Regions from separate parts of the Mus musculus genome. Here region 2 is linked to region 1. A link is a loop called in an ENCODE intact Hi-C map of the cell type or tissue named here. Cell type or tissue: heart. All regions are shown on one strand.

Region 1 (8,000 bases):
GAGGCAGTTCAAGGGCGGACCGAGGCCTCTTACTTTTTAATTCTCACACTGACCTATGCTGAATCAATCAAGCTCTTATCTCTCGGAACTCAGGTGTTATGGAGAGAAAATTCATGGCTGAGTATAAATGAGACAAAGAAAAAGTCAAGGAACTTTCCAAGCCTGAGAAATCTACTCCAGAGGGACATAAGAGGAGCACTTGAAAAAGCACAGGCCCCGACACCAGGCAGCCAAGACTCAAATCCTGCCTTGGGTGACTTAATTGCCAAATGGCACTGAGAAGTGGTTCTCAACCTATGGACCAGGACCCCCCTCTTAGGGTCAAACTACCCTTTCACAGGGGTCGCCTAAGACCACAGAAAACACAGACATCTACATTATAATTTATAACAGTAGCAGAATTACAGTTATGCAGTAGCAATGCAAACACTTTTATGCTTGGTGGGGGAGGGGGATCCCCACAACATGAGGAGCTGTATTAAAGGGTGGCAGCATCAGGAAGGCTGAGAGCCACTGTCATAGTCTAAAAGTAAGACCTGCCTCACAGGGCTCCTGAGGGACCATGTGAAAGCTCCCAGAACAGAACCTCTACTGCATCCCTGAGATGAGGGACAGGTGACAATGTAATCCTGTTGCAGCTTCCTCTTCATTCTGCTTAATCAACGGTGTTCTAACCTCCTGCCTACAGACATTTCGCCTCCAACAAACCTGAGTGCAGAGAGCCAAGTTTCTACAGCAGCCAAAACCCTGCAAATGCATAGATAATGCATTTATCAGAAGTCGCACCCCAAATGTGGAAATGTTCTAAGAGGCAAACCACACTTTTCTGATGCTCTAACTTCTTTCCATGTATCGTTCCAAACCATGAAATCGTTATTTCAACAGCTTTTCACTAAAATACACGGACCCAAAAGTCCAGTAAAACCAACTCAGTAATTTTTAAGTAACTTACAAAATCATGAGAGCTTTTTTAAAAAAAAGATATGTTTAATTTTAAACATGTTTTGTCTTAATTAGAGAAGAGAGCTTGGTAAACTGTTCTGAAATAAACAACAAACAGAGAGTAATGAATAAATTAAAAGTAGTCATCTTCAAAATATGTTAACAAATCTGAGGAGATCACCTACATAACTGAGGTGATTAAAAATGAATCGTCAGTCTGGAGAGATGGCTCAGCAGGTAAGAGCATCGATCAGTTGCTCTTCCAGAGGACCTGAGTTCAATTCCCAGCATCCACAAGGCAGCCCCCAACCATCAGTAATTCCAGTCCCAAAGGATTCAAAGCCCCTCTTCTAAGACTCTGAAGCCACTGCATGCATGTGGTATACAGACATATATGAAGACAGAATATCCAGACATATAAAATAAAAATAAAGGTTAATTTTAAAAAATGAATTGTCAAAATGTTCAACTTCAAATGATATTATACGCCTTAAAATTATTTTTCAATTTGCTTATAAAACAACTGGAAGAAAATAAACTCAAATGTAATCTCTTGAAGATATTTCACGTCTATGTGTCCTGGTTTTTTATGACAAGTATATATTACTTTTATAATATGAAAAAGGAAAATTATAATTTAGATATTTAGACAGCTTTCATATTTTTTTGCTTACAATTTGAAGACTAGCAAATAATTCAGAAAGAGAACTACCCTGGCTTCTATGTGCATTAAACCACTGGGTTTGAGATTTTAGACTTAAGATATGGGGCACATGCTGTTCCCCACCCAGCAGGCTCCCACTATCCTAAGGGAATACAGCCCTTACAAACCTCTAGGCTAAAGTGGCACCCCTCCTAGCCAGTCAAGACACAAGGAAAGGACCACTCGACTGTAATCTCTAGCTTTCCTCCTTACCTTCACTCCTCCAAGTTTACAACTGACAAATAGGACTGCCTCCAAAGGTTAAGAAATTATAAACATCAGGATGGACAAAGCACAAAAATTAACTTATTCATGTGGTAATTTTCTTTCCCTTGGCCATATTACTGGTTACCCTGGGGTTTCACAAACTGAGATTCCTCGGGAGCCGACACTCTTGGAGTTTTGTGAAGAGGAGAATCGCAGTGCACCACCACAAACACTGCTCAAACTGCCTTTCTCTTCAGTTCAGCTACTACTTTAGGCCTTGCATGTCTTTCAAGCTCTCAGAAGCCCCTCAGAGTACCAGGATGCGGAAACCTAAACTCAAGCACAGAGCAGCTTTGGAACGCCTCTGTGCACTGAGAACGGCCCTCCAGGCACCAGTGCCAAAGGTACATCAAGACCCTCAAGTGCGTGTCTAACCACTAAATTGGACTGAAGACCTTCACTAAGGGACTCGGGCACCTTAAGCTATCTGGGCAGAACAGTCAGGCTTAAAGAGGGTTCAAGAGACTCACAGCTGGGGGCTGCCTTAAAGCCCATTCTTTCCATTTTGCAGCAGGAATGCTGTGCACACTGCATCGTGTAAACAAGCCTGCCCGTAAAACATTTCTAACAGTGTGACTCAAGTTGAATTTAGTTGTAAGAAACAGTGCATGGCAAGCTTACCCATCAAATGAAACTGAGCTTACAAACTAAATGACTCTAAAAAGAATGAGGATAAACGTCTAGAAGTTAGGGTAGGCATCCCACAGTCTAAGAACAACAGCAAGGCCAGCAAGGCCGTAGGGAGAAAGACACAATCTCTACAGGTAAATGACTCAACCACCAGATCTTACTCCAAACATGGAATTCCACAGTTCTAGATAGCCATATCCAAACTAAAGATGTGCTAAAGACATTAATTCACAACACTGTGACATGTTGGCTTGCATTTGGTGACTTCACATTTAACTCAGGAACTGAGTAGCTGAAAAGTACCTGTATGGTATAAATAGATAACCTGTCCCCACTGTGCCAGATGCCACGCATGTTAAATGTCAAAATTTCCAAGGCCTCATGATTTCAGTCAGGCTGTAATAATAATAAAACACTGATAAAATATAAATAACAGAGACAGGAAGGAAACATGTGAAAATGCTTAGAATCACGAATGGGGAGGGGTTTTTTGTTTTTGTTTTAAGTTTTGTCTGTTTACTGTAAATTTAGAAGAGGTAAGTGAATAAGGTGTGTTGCTTTTTTTCTTTTTTTTTTTTTTACCTTCTCCAGTCATATAATTTTAGCTCAAGATCTCAATGCAGACCTTTTACAAAGAACCAGCCTCCCACCACAAAGGGATTTCCTTCAGCTGAACTACAAGAAAAAACATCTCCCAGGATCCGGCCCTGTCTGTTTTCTGTTGTCACACCTCACCACATTGCTCCAAACCGATGGTTCCTTTCCGTTGCTCCCATTCTTAACCTTGCCCATTGCAGACCTTCAGTTCTTAACTTTGGTGAACTAGAAGGGTTTGGATGATTTCTGAGTTACGCTAATAATTTTCATTGGGCTAACCACAGATTACGTTTTGAAACGTGTATCCCAGAAACATAATCAAATGTCAAGTCCTTAAAGGGAAGACTAGAGATGGATACTCACAGTTCCAAGAGGAAGCATTTTCATAACGGCCATTCTTAACTAGGTTCCATAACCATGAGCTTGAGCGGTGTGGCAAGATGGTCTGTAAGCTCGGGCATAGTGCAGTGATTAGATGGAGCTGCCTTCTCTAGATTCTAATCCATGTGATCTTTTAAGTCCTGTATCAGCACTCGGGGTCTACGTTTCAAGGTGATAAATATCATTTTTGCTCCCTAATTTAAAAAAAAATTAAAAGCCAGATTGCCTTAAATCAATGACTCCATCACCACTGTGTGTAGTGGCTCTGGGAGCTCCTCTTGGAGACACCGCGAGAATTTCTACTTATGACATCGGGCTCTGAGCGCTGCTTCTGACCCTCCTCGAACGCTCGGCGCAGGGGCACGTCACAGAGCGGCACCGGGACAGTCCGTGTCCACGCGCGGTGAGTGCGCGCCTCACAATCCCCGCCTCTGGGGGTACGAGGGATGCGGTGGCGGAGACGCCAGGGTCCCCAGCAAGCAGGACCACCTCTCGGCACCTGAGCCGGGGAGGGAAGGTCCCAGCCGCCACACCAGCCAGGGACCGTGCAGAGAGGAACCTCTTGACTCCGCGGTGCACCAGCCCCGCGCGCGCACGGCCCGCGGGGGAACCCGGGCTCCGGCACCGGAAGCGGCGGCCGCCGGAGCGGCCCCAGAGCCTCCCGAAGCCGAGGGAAACGAGGCCGTGGAGCCCAGGCCGGAAAAGCGGAACGTCCCGCAGAGCCGCGGGGAGGTTCTCCCGTCTCGGCCCGGCTAGGGTCGCCTTGGCCGACTCGCGGCCCTTCGCGGCTGGCGCACTCACCTCCTCCGCTGCCCGGGCTGCTCCACAGGCGGCTGTCACTGCAATCCACGAACTGCCCCGCGCCGGGTTGCGATGCTATTTAAGGAGTCGCGGCCGCAGCTGCTCTCTTGGCTGCGCCACCGGCGTTGCAGCAGCAGCAGCAGGGCCGGGCGGCTGGTAGTGCGCGTGCCGTGCCACGCCGCCCCGCCCCGTCCGCAGGCTCCTCCCCGCCCCATCTCTTAGCGCGCCCACTCCCCCTCGCCAGCTCCTCCCCTCCTGTCGCACAGGTCGAGGCTGTCCCGCCCCATCACACCCACCGCTCCTCTCAGGTCCCGCCCCATCGGCGCCATTCCCGCCTCCCAAGCCCCGCCCTATCTGGGCTGATCCAAGCCCCTCAGACCCGCGGTGCCTCTCAGGCCACGCCCACCAGCTCCAGTCCTTCCCCTCCGGCCGCGCCTCCTCGGTCTTTTGCCCCGCCCCTTAAGGCCCAGTCCTCCTTCAGGTCCCGCCCAGTCCTGCTGACTCCGCCTCTCCCTCCAAAGCCGCAAGGTGGGCGTGGCCTCCCTCAGGTCCATGAGCATGGCTGTCAGCAAGCAAAAGCCACTAAGGTCACCCAAACTGCCCTCTAGTTTCACAACGAATCTGAGGTAGGGCAAAGGGTAAATCTGGAAGTCTCCTGAACCCTGATAATGTGATGCTATGGAATGTTGCAGGTGCCCTTTAGCTCTTCCATCCTTAACATTCTTCCACAGCTGACACCTTGGCATAGCCTCTCTGCTTGCTTCTCTGCTTGGAGGGACCACGGTAGCTGAAGAAGTCCCATCTTTCTTTAGCACAGATATACACGAACCCCTTTAATCCAGTTTCACCACGGTCCCCACACCAAGTTTCGCCACAGTCCTTGGCTAGGAATACAGGACTTCCGCAATATCCTGGCCATGAGGCATCTCTGGACAACCCAGGCCCCTGTGTGGTTCAAGTGAAAAGCAGACTTAGTCGTTGCTCAAGGACGGTGTCCACCTGCCAAGTTTTAAAGGCTTGTCTGCCCTGCTCAGCCTTGGCTCTGTAGACTTGACAAATCCCTTGGGAAAACCTTTTAAGGGCTACCAACGGCCAATGCAAGGCCAGTAGGATGGCTCACTGGGTTAAAGCCCATGCCTGTCACAAAGCCTGAAGTGCAATTCTCAATCCTCAGGACTGTGAGTTACCATGTGCGCATGTAACCCTTCTTCAAACGTCATTTTAAAAAATCTTAAAGATACCCCAAAGCTTTAAGATAATCTTTTAAAAGGTTAAATACTAGAGCCATCACTGTTGCTCAGTGTCCAGAACTGGTCAGTGTGGTTAAGGTAAGATGTAGATCATGCTAACATTTTGAATGGGAAAAAAAAAAGGTCAATATAATTGTTGCCAGGTTCACCTCATGCTATTGCATGAAGACAGTCATCCAGGTACAGGAGGGTTTGCTCCCAGCATTAGATGGAAGTCTTTCTAATATTGCCTTAAATTTGAGGGACAATTATTGCCAGAACACCTCTAATAACATATCATTTACTAGGTGACACTGTTAATCAACTATAATGTCCATAACCCTATGAGGTGGTACCACCTTTGGTCCTCTTCTGTAGAACAGGAAACTGAAGGGCAGAGTCAGGTATAAGAAAGGGCATGGCCGCCGGGCAGTGGTGGCGCACGCCTTTAATCCCAGCACTTGGAGGCAGAGGCAGGCAGATTTCTGAGTTTGAGGCCAACCTGGTCTACAGAGTGAGTTCCAGGACAGCCAGGGCTACACAGAGAAGCCCTGTCTCGGGGGAAAGAAAAGGGGGTGGGGGGGACCATTCTTAGAATTCAAGATCATCTGCTTCTAAACCATGGCCTTTATAACCACAGAGGCCTCCCCTACCCTCTTGGGAGATGATTCATTCCCTCTAGTCACAAGTATACTCAAGCTGACTCATCAAGGAATAAGGACTTTTCCTGGGTGTCTCTGGCCTTCCTCCTGTGGAGTCTGAGGCTCCTTGTCCAATGTTGGTGAGGCAATCCTCACACAAACAGCTGCCATATCAGCGCTGCTTAATCTAGGGGGGTCACAACCCCTTTGGGGAGGCGGGGGAGGGATTGAATGACCCTTTCTCAGGGGCCGCCTAAGACCATTGGAAAAACAGATATTTACAATTCATAGCAGTAGCAAAATTGTAGTTATGACACAGCAATGAAAATTTTATGGTTGGGGACCACCACAATATGAGGAGCTATATTAAAGCATGGCAGCATTAGGAAGGTTGAAAAACACTATAGCAACCGAGTCTTCTAGGTCCTTGAGATTACTATCTTCCAGGTCTATAAGACTTTATTGTCTATAAGGAGAAAGAGACTCCATTCATTTTCAGTTGACTACATCTTGGCTTCTTTGAGTCTCTCTTCACCTGCAATATTACTCATTTTTCTCCTCTCCTTTTTATTTTTTTGTTAACATAAATTCATTTATTGCAGGTTAGGTAAATCTTGAACAGTAATGCTCCTACTGGTCTTTGAGTTAGTCCCTTCAGTCTTCAGATGGCAGACCTGACTGAGACAGAAGATATATTGTAAAACCCAGGCCCCCTGCCAGCCACTGTTTACATGGACAAACCACGATGCCAGGTGCCAATGGCTTATCTTTTCACCTTGGTCTTGCCACAGAAGGAGCAAGTGTGTTTGGCATGCTTCCTCATTTTCAGGAGGAAGGCGCTATGGTGGGTCCCATATATCTCTGTGCATTTAGCCATGTCACTGGAAGCTAAGCCCATGCCTTATCTAATCTTCAGCCCAGGGCTACCTTAGGCATTTTCTAGGTTCTGTAGTACAATCCTTTTCTAGTACCATGCAACCACACACCAGAAATGAGGTGATTTCAAGAAAAGAAATATGTAGTCCCACTGTTTGGGTGACTTACAAGAGTGAGGTGTCAAGATTTGTTCCTGAGGTCTGCAAAGGAAAGGACTCTTCCAGGTCTCTCTTGGACTTGCAAACATCTGTCTTGGCCCCTTGCCTTTCTATGCCATACTCCCAGTGTCTCCTCCCCCAACCGTCCTTTCCAGTGTGTGGTCTAAATCTCTAAGGGGCACAGTCATATGCATGAGTGCCCAACCTAAGGCCCTAAATTTTAACTTGATAGTCTCCATTAAGATGTCATTCTCCAACACAGGAAGGGTTACCTGTTGGCAGTTGACAGGGAGCCTCTTGCCTCATCACATCCCACGGTAAGACATTCATCCCCAAGTTAGATATCTCAAGTTGGATCCAAGCCCTGTATCGTCATCAGTGTTCTATTGGTGTGAAGAGACACCATCACCATGGCAACTTTTAGAAAGGAAATCATTTAACTGGGGCTGGCTTATAGGTTCAGAGGTTTAGTCCATTGTCATCATGGCAGGAAACATAGAGGCAGGAAGGCAGACGTGGTGCCGGAGAGGTAGCTGAGAGTTCTGGATCAGTAGGCAGCAAGAAGAGAGAGATCCACTGGGCATGGCTTGAGCCCATAGGGGCATTCCTATTTAGACCTATTTAGATCCTGATGCAGGGATATTACATTTTGTAGAGCCAAGCATAGAGGAGTCAATTGGGAGATTTCTCTATGGAAGCTAGAGTCTCTTCTCTGTTGCTTAGCCTCTGTTCCATTTGACCTGATTTTTTAAAAAATGTGGCTAACTCCAGCTAT
Region 2 (8,000 bases), 160 kb after region 1:
ACCTTCTTTTCCTCGAATGTGTCAATTTGGGGGTGGGAAATTTTTCAGTGACTGATTAAAAAGGAGAAGACTGTTGTGAGCTTGGGTGGAAAGGTCTGTAGAGGGCTCTGATTTCTCGTGCAAAGCCAGGGTTGAGGATGGGGATAAATATAGAACGCAGTAGAAAGAAGGCCCGGCCCATTTTCCTGGCTCTGTCAGAACAGAGGTAGGAAGGATATGAAGATTTCATAGGAAACCATTTTCATAGAAATCTGGCAATTGAAGCCATATCTTCACAGAAAATGGTCCTTCCTTCTTTTCTTCCGTGTAACTCAGTGTCACAAGAAGAAACCTGAAACCAAGGCCAGAAACAAAGGAGCCAGCCCAGAGTTGGCACTGGCTGGCTAACATCCCCAAAGCAGAGGAGAAAGAGGCAAGCCAGGAATTGTGGATTCCTGGTACCAGCTTTTCTCCTGCCTTGTCTCCAGATCAGGGCACAGCGCCCAGAGCTTTAGAGTCCATTTTTGAAGAACAAACCAGTTGTCAAGAGCATATAGAATTAAGAAATATTCAAGACACGAGGAGACTTCTCTCCTACGAGGAAGATGTGTCTGAGATGTGTAGGAAGAGGTGAGAGACCGAGGGAGGGGAGGGGGATGTGGACAGCCCTGCAGGGAACCCTGAACAGGAAGCTGTGTTCACAACAGCAAAAGAGGAGAAACTACCAATGAGTGTGGGACAGCAAGAGAATCTTAGTAACCATGACATAAGGATAGTCCCGATGGGGGAGCTGGAGGGGACTCCGTAGAAGACCATCAGAGTCAACTAACCTGTACCCTTGGGGGTTCCCAGAGACAACCAAAGGGCATACAAGGGCTGGACCTAGCCGCCCCCAGATGCAGCTTGTTCTTCATGCAGGTCCCAATAACTGGAGCAGGGGCTGTCCCTGACTCTGTTGCCTGCCTGTGAATTCCATTCTCCTAACTGGGCTGCCTTGTCTGGCCTCACTGGGAGAGGATGTGCCTAGTGCTGCAGTGACTTGAGGTCACAGGGTGGGTTGGTACCCAGGGGGGACTCCCCCCCCCTTCTCAGAGGTGAAGGGAGAGGTTGGGGGAAGTGTGGTGTGAGGGGGACTGGGAAGAGAAGGACACTGTGATTGGGATATAAAGTAAATGAGTGAATGAATGAATGAATGAATGAATGAATCGAAAAAATAAAATAAAAGTGAGTTGAAGAAGAGGAGGAAGAGGAAGGAGAGGAGAAGGAGGAAGAAGAAGAGGAGGAATCGATGTACCCAGAGCTGTTAGAAACTTGGGCTATACATGTGAATGATGCTGACTGATAGCTTCATAAGAACTGACAGGGATATACCATGGATACTTTGAGTTATGACTGAAGGGCAGGGGCCCTATCCACACATAAGAGCAGAACCTTGATGGGAAAGGAAGACATAACTGAGAGACAGCCAGGAGGACTGTCCTCACACATCCAGGCTGCCCAACCAAGATCTCCAGAAAGGACCTTAGGCCCATTCGGCTTTGTTTGGATACCAGTAGGGACCATCAATAAACTCAAGGGAGGAAAGGGATAGGATCTGAGGTATGGGACACTCGGCTCTATTCGGACCCTTTTTGGACACGAAGGGAAAGGAAATGGATGTCAGAGGTGTGAGACAAGCCCGCTGCTCCATTGCATCTGAATGGAGATTGAGCAACGGGACCAAGGCAGGGAGTTCATTGATGGGAAGGGTGAAGATGTGTATGAACTAGACAGGGGTGGTGGCAGACACCTATAATCCTAATATTTAGGAAGTAGAAGCAAGGCAATTTTGACCTCAAGTCCAGAATTAGTTATATATCAAGGCTGTTTCTCAAAAAACAAAAACAAACAAAAAAAAACCCAAAAAACAAAAAACTAGGCTGGGAATATGATTCACTTAGAGAGCACTTGCTTAAAATGTATGTTCAAGGCCCTGGGTTCCATCTACAGATTTATTATATATATGAGTACACTGTCTCCGTCTTCAGACACACCAGAAGAAGACATCGGATCCCACTACAGATGGTTGTGAGCTACCATGTGGTTGCTGGGATTTGAATTCAGGACCTCTGGAAGAGCAGCCAGTGCTCTTAGCCGCTGAGCCATCTCTCCTGCCCACATTTTTTTAAATAACAGAGTGAATAGCGCTTGGAAACTGAAAAAAGGGAGCCCCTCTTTTCTGCCTGCCCTGGTGGACATCTGCATGTAGAACCTCAATTCACTGAGACGTGAATGGAAGGATGTCAGCACGGAATTATCACCAGGTATAGGGAGGAGGAGGCTAGACCCAGCCCTAAATGGCTTGGTGTGTGTGGCTAATCTACCTCAAGTATACCCAAATGGAGAGATGGAAATTGCTGTCTGCTAGTCAGGAGAAACACAGGCAGGGAGCAGAAGCAGAATTGCTGAAGTAAAATGAGGAAGGGAGTGACAGGTGAAAATCTGTCATTCACAAAATCTCTTAAACTGGGGCCTGCAGGGATGGCTCAGCAGTTAAGAGCGCTGACTGCTCTTCCAGAGGTGCTGAGTTCAATTCCCAGCAACCACATACACGGTGGCTCACAACCATCTGTAATGGAGTCCAATTAAACAGAGTGACAGTGTACTCCCATACATAAAATAAATAAATCTTTTTTTTTTGAAAAAAAAAAAGAAAGAAAGAAAACCTCTTAAACTGAATGCAAAAGTAAAAGAGGACCCAGGTAGCTTGAGACAGAACTCTGGAGGCACACAGAAGACCAACAGAAAAAAGAAGAAAAATCCTCAACAGAGATTGAGAAGAGGCGAGAGATCTCTTCTCTATGATGTCATGGAAACCAAGCAAGCAAGGACCTTCACGTGACAAATGCTAAAAGATGACAAGTGTCCACTGACCACAAGGATGCTTAGGACATACCTTCTCTGCTCTAGCTAATCTGGGATTAACTGGATATCCAGACACCACGGCCTAGTCATGGGAACGTGCAAGCTAACTCAGAACAGGTGCTTGGAGATGTCTGTGGAGCGCCCTAGTGAAACCCGAAGACCCCACACCTCTCATTCCTCTTCCCCTTGGCCTGCCTCCTTCAATGCCTTCCTACTTCCCCCTTCTCAATTCTCCTTCCTTGATGACTGTGATGGTTTGTATATCCTTGGACCAGGGTGTGGCATCATCTGAAGGTGTGGCCTTGTTGGAATAGGTGTGACCTGGTTGGAATGGGTGTGTCACTGTGGGTGTGGGTATAAGATCCTCACCCTAGTTGCTTGGAAGTCAGTCTTCCACTAGCAGCCTTTGGATGAAGACATAGAACTCTCAGCTCCTCCTGTGCCATGCCTGCCTGGATACTGCCATGCTCCCACCTTGATGATAATGGACTGAACCTCTGAACCTGTAAGCCAGCCCCAATTAAATGTTGTTTTTTATAAGACTTGCCTTGGTCATGGTGTCTGTTCACAGCAGTAAAACTCTGACTAATACAATGACCTGTGTGTCTTTCTTCCTGTGGTTTCTTCCAGCATGTAAGGGTTCTTACCCTGGGAGACAACCAAGGAGAGACTATGAGCACATTGACCCCTGGAAAATTCTCACGGGGGAGGCCATCAGGAGGAAAGATTTGTCAGGGTCCCTAAGTAACATCAGTTAGAAGCCTGAGCCAGTACCCAAGCCTCTTTGGCAATCAGTACTGTTTCTTCTATCCACGGTGCAGAAATACTCAAGAAGTTCCCCCAAAAGGGCCTGGTGCGGAAACCCATCCTGATCACTCACCTGCAGGGCCCTGATCTCTGCACTCCTCCTGCAGGCAAAGAATCCAGGTCGGGATTTCAGTACTTCATCTTGGCTGTCTTGATTGGATCTAGAACCAACAAGGAGGCACACGTTTGGGCTGGTGTGTGAGGCTGTTGAAAGGATAACTTGAGAGGAACGATTCCCCACCCCCCACCCCCCAGCAGGCTGCAGTTCCACCAGGGACCAGGATGTAAGAAAGGCGCTGCCCTCACCAGCCTGCATTTGCTCTTTGCTGTGGAGTCTCACCCCTGCTACCTCTTGCTGACACCAGAGCTCACCTTCTTCATCCTTCCGATGTAGACGGGAGATGAAGGATTTCTCCAGGAAATCTCCAGGCTTTTGGGACCATACAGGGACAGTCTACATTCTCGTGGAATGGGAGAGTCACTGCGTTCCCAGTTTCTCCATCGTTGGACCATGCAATCTGAGATATGTGGGACAACGTAATAAATTCCCATGGGATGTGTATTCATCCTACTGTTTTGCTCATCTCAGGAAGCCTAATAAATACAGGGACCAAATGCCTAACATCAAAATCCAGAGAGGGGGTGGGGCCAGCGTGACACCATGTCCAGTTATATTCAAAGAGTTGCAATGCTAAGTTCTCATTTGGAAGGCTTTATCCTGGCCTGTACCCTCCTGAGCCACTAGAGTCAAAAGCTGCCCACTCCACCCCCCTTTGCCTCTCTTATTTCAATAAACATTTATGAACATTTTCTGATGCCAGACACTGCAATCAATATATATATATATATATATATATATATATATATATATATATATAAACAAATATATATATATATATCAATATATATATAAACAAAGATGACTAATTAAAGTCTCAGGCTTCAGGCACTCCCATACCAGGGGAAGACACAGCCTGTGTGGCCTGTGGCATGGGTAGGCTTTGACAGGAGGCAAGCAGGATGAATATCCTGCTCCTGGGAATGTGATGGCTTCCCATTCACTAACACCTTCATCTAACGCTTCCAATTATTACCCATCCAGCGGAGACAAGGTGTCCCATCAAAACGAAGCCATTCTTAGACAGTGAGACCCAGGCTAGAGTCAGTCTCTTGCACAGTTTATGGAATGATTTCTTTTCTTAGAAGTTTTTTAGTTTCAACCACTAGAGGGCGCCAACCAACCCTCAATGGGTTCAAATTGGCCACATCGTGAAGTGGCCTCAACACTCAGGAGGCTAGGCGATCCGTGACCGTATTGATAACTTTCATCTTATCTCAAAGAGAGTCTTGCAGCTCAGGCAAGCTTTAAATTGACCGCACAGATTTTACTCTTGACTCAGGAAGAACTGAAGAAAGGTCATAAGGAGTCAGTCAGGCTAACGTAAAGAAAGGACAGCAACAATGGCTGTAGTAATAGACATTAGAACCAAATGGCACAAAAGACTCAAAAACAGAACCTTTTGCCAATTATCCTGTCAATTCATAACTGCAACATAACCTTTAATTAGTTACAAATCACTGTATAGTAATGGTATCAAATAAATAGAGTCACAGACCTATATACCAGAATTGCCTGAGGGCTTTGCTTTAAAGCTATAGACTCCAGTGCATCACAGTTTTCTGTTTTCTGTTTTGTTTTGTTTTGTTTTGTTTTGTTTTGTTTTGTTTTGATACAAGGTCTCAGTCTGAATTTCAGGATGGCCTTGAACTTGAGATCCTGCCCCTTCCATACCGTAAGTGCTGTGGATACAGGTATGGGCCACCATACCCAGCAAAGGTTCTTTTTTAACCATGAGTTTGTGGTAGAATGCAGGACTAATACTTCCAGAAGTTTTATGATCGCCAAGAGTTCAGATGCCATGGCCTGATCATCAAAGCATGAGAAATATGCTTCATTTTTCTTTCCTGTATGAGCTGGTGTGTGTGTGTGTGTGTGTGTGTGTGTGTGTGTGTGTGTGTGTGTGTATGTGTGTGTGTGTGTATGTGTGTGTGTGTGTATGTGTGTGTGTTTGTGTGTGTGTGTGTGTGTGTGTGTGTGTGTGTGTGTGTGTGTGTGTAAGCTTCTCAGTCTATAGAACCTGCCTCTATGGGAGGTGTCACATGTCGCTGATCTTTAGCCTCATCTTTACGGAAGAGATCACTTGACCTTTACTGAGTTTTAATGTAGTCATATTTTAAGCTTTATTGTGCGCATGAGCTTGAGTTAATTATCACCAGGAAAAATTTCACCAGATTTTTCTGGGCTTGAATATGCCTAAAATAAACTACTTGGGGGGTCAGACTCCCCATGTTTGTACAAACACCACCAATTGAGTCTTGTTGAACCAAACTACCTTCTTGCCTCCCTTCCCCATGGGTCATCATTCTGCTGGCTGTGGTGGTCAGAGACTCCCCCACATCTCCTGGTTACTTCCTGATTGCTACAATCAAATACCTGACAAGAAGAAATTTAAGGGAGGGAGGTTTGGTTGTGGGTTACAGTGTGAGGAGATTCAGCGCTTCAAGGCAGAGAGGACATAGCAGGAGTGGAGGCGACTGGTCACATTGTATCTGTGTCGCTTCAAGGCAGAGAGGACATAGCAGGAGTGGAGGCGACTGGTCACATTGTATCTGTGTTGCCAGACAGAGAAACAGATAAACAGGGATGCTCCCCTCACTTTTTATTTAGTCCAGAAGTGATACCGAGCATATATAGCATAGGTATTTCTACCTCATTAACTCAATCGAGAAACTCCCTCCTAGATGTGTCCAGAGGCGTGAGGTTGAGATGCCTCAAGTCAAAAGTATTTACCATCATAGTACAGAGAGAGGGAAAATGCTGTGTAGCGGTAGTTAGTTAAACCACTTTGTGCTCCTGGTGGGCCTTTGCTTCCAGCCACCCTCCAGAGTCCTCTGAATTTGCAAATGAAACACACACACACACACACACACACACTCTCTCTCTCGTTAATTTTAATATGCCTTGACTAGCTCAAAGCCTGGGCAGTTCTAATCCTTCCCACTGTTAGCAAACACTCCCACCAGTACTCTCGAGTTAGCATCTTTTATTTCATCTATATTTCATCTCTGCTTCCCCAAACACAACTGGAGAAGTGGCCTGTGTGCCCACTTTCCCTGATTCTCACATGTCAGCTGGCCTTTAGGACTGGTCTTCCTTCTTCCCTTTCATGGCTTTCTCTCCTCCCTTCCTCTCTTCTAGTTCCTAACCTGTGCAAATCCAAAGGTCCCGCCTCAGTCTGCCTGCCCAGCCACTGTCTGTTGACTCTATTGATCAATCAAAAACCAATTGGAGAAAAGGACCTTCAGCGTTTAGACACGCAGATTCCCGTTTTGGGAGGGGGGGGTTGGATTAATTCAGAGCATTAGAACCGGTCCCCAATGATGCTTTATCAGTGTGTAATCTTCCAGGCATCCTATGGGGAAATACTTGATCTAACTCAGGCTTCAAGATGGATGAGCAGAAAGACGCTTGCAATGTGCACTCAGCAGTGGAACAGCATCTACATATTGAAGAAGGAGAGGGGAGGTGTGGAGTCTTTCTGAGAGCCTTGAAGGAGAGAGCAGGTCTGCTGATATCTTGATTTTAGATTTAGTAGCACCCGTACTGTAAGAATAAATTCCCATTGTCTTAAATTCCCAAGCTGATGGTCACCTATTATGAAGCCCGGAAGAGGAAAATAGTCTCTCTTAAGGACTTAGGCCACATCTCCTTCTGGAAGTCTCCCTGTAAGCCACATCTCATTGGCTTTTTATCATTCCGTGTCTAAGTCACTCTCTATATTTCTTAAAGATAGCAACCCGTTCTGTCTCCACTGTGACACCAGTGCCATTCTGAGAATTTATTAAGTGCATCCCCTGTGGTCCAGATACTGCGTAGCATCACACATGGCTATGTAGAGCAGTAGAGCAGTGGTTCTCAACCTGTGGGTCATGATGCTTTTGGAGTCAAAGGGCCCATTCACAGAGGTCGCATATCAGATATTTTCATTACAACTTAGAACAGTAGCAAAATTACAGTTATGAAGTAGCAACAAAATGATTTTGTGATTGGGAGTCACCAGGACATGAGGAACTGTCGTAAAGGGTCCCAGCATAAGAACAACGACTGACATGGAGTCATGGCAACATGGAGTCATGGCAACAAGCCCTGGAGGTAGGCACATCCATTGCTGCTTTATAGAGCCAGAAACCAAGGCCCAGAGGCTTGCCAAAGGCTGTTCAGTGAACAGAGAGAACGTGTATTCAAATCC

The links. Hi-C counts contacts between places; a loop is a spot of excess contacts. Peaks named below come from ENCODE experiments on the same cell type or tissue, not always from the same donor. Only the 100,000 strongest peaks of a DNase experiment are listed, where the experiment ranks them.
Region 2: it touches region 1 in a loop (2.1-fold over the local background); 2 of 42 quality-filtered maps call a loop at or near these places.

The regions. Positions count from the first base shown.
Region 1 is chr8:46,467,552-46,475,551 of GRCm38, reverse strand. Acsl1 (acyl-CoA synthetase long-chain family member 1) reads right to left here and starts at 4,515. Exons shown (of 21, transcript NM_007981.4): 1 at 4,322-4,515. It overlaps Gm31050 (a long non-coding RNA gene), which reads left to right and starts at 4,502. Exons shown (of 2, transcript XR_378936.3): 1 at 4,502-4,947; 2 at 5,053-5,561. In heart, no CTCF peak of the experiment used is centred here; DNase peaks (open chromatin) are centred at 3,961, 4,681 and 5,231; H3K4me3 peaks cover 1,890 bases; H3K27ac peaks cover 1,146 bases.
Region 2 is chr8:46,302,862-46,310,861 of GRCm38, reverse strand. It overlaps Gm39168 (a long non-coding RNA gene), which reads right to left. Exons shown (of 4, transcript XR_001778549.1): 2 at 4,063-4,208; 3 at 3,764-3,851. Among named protein-coding and RNA genes, the nearest start is that of Gm39168, 5.2 kb to the right of the region's middle. In heart, a CTCF peak has its summit at 4,914 (motif pointing right); no DNase peak of the experiment used is centred here; H3K27me3 peaks cover 248 bases.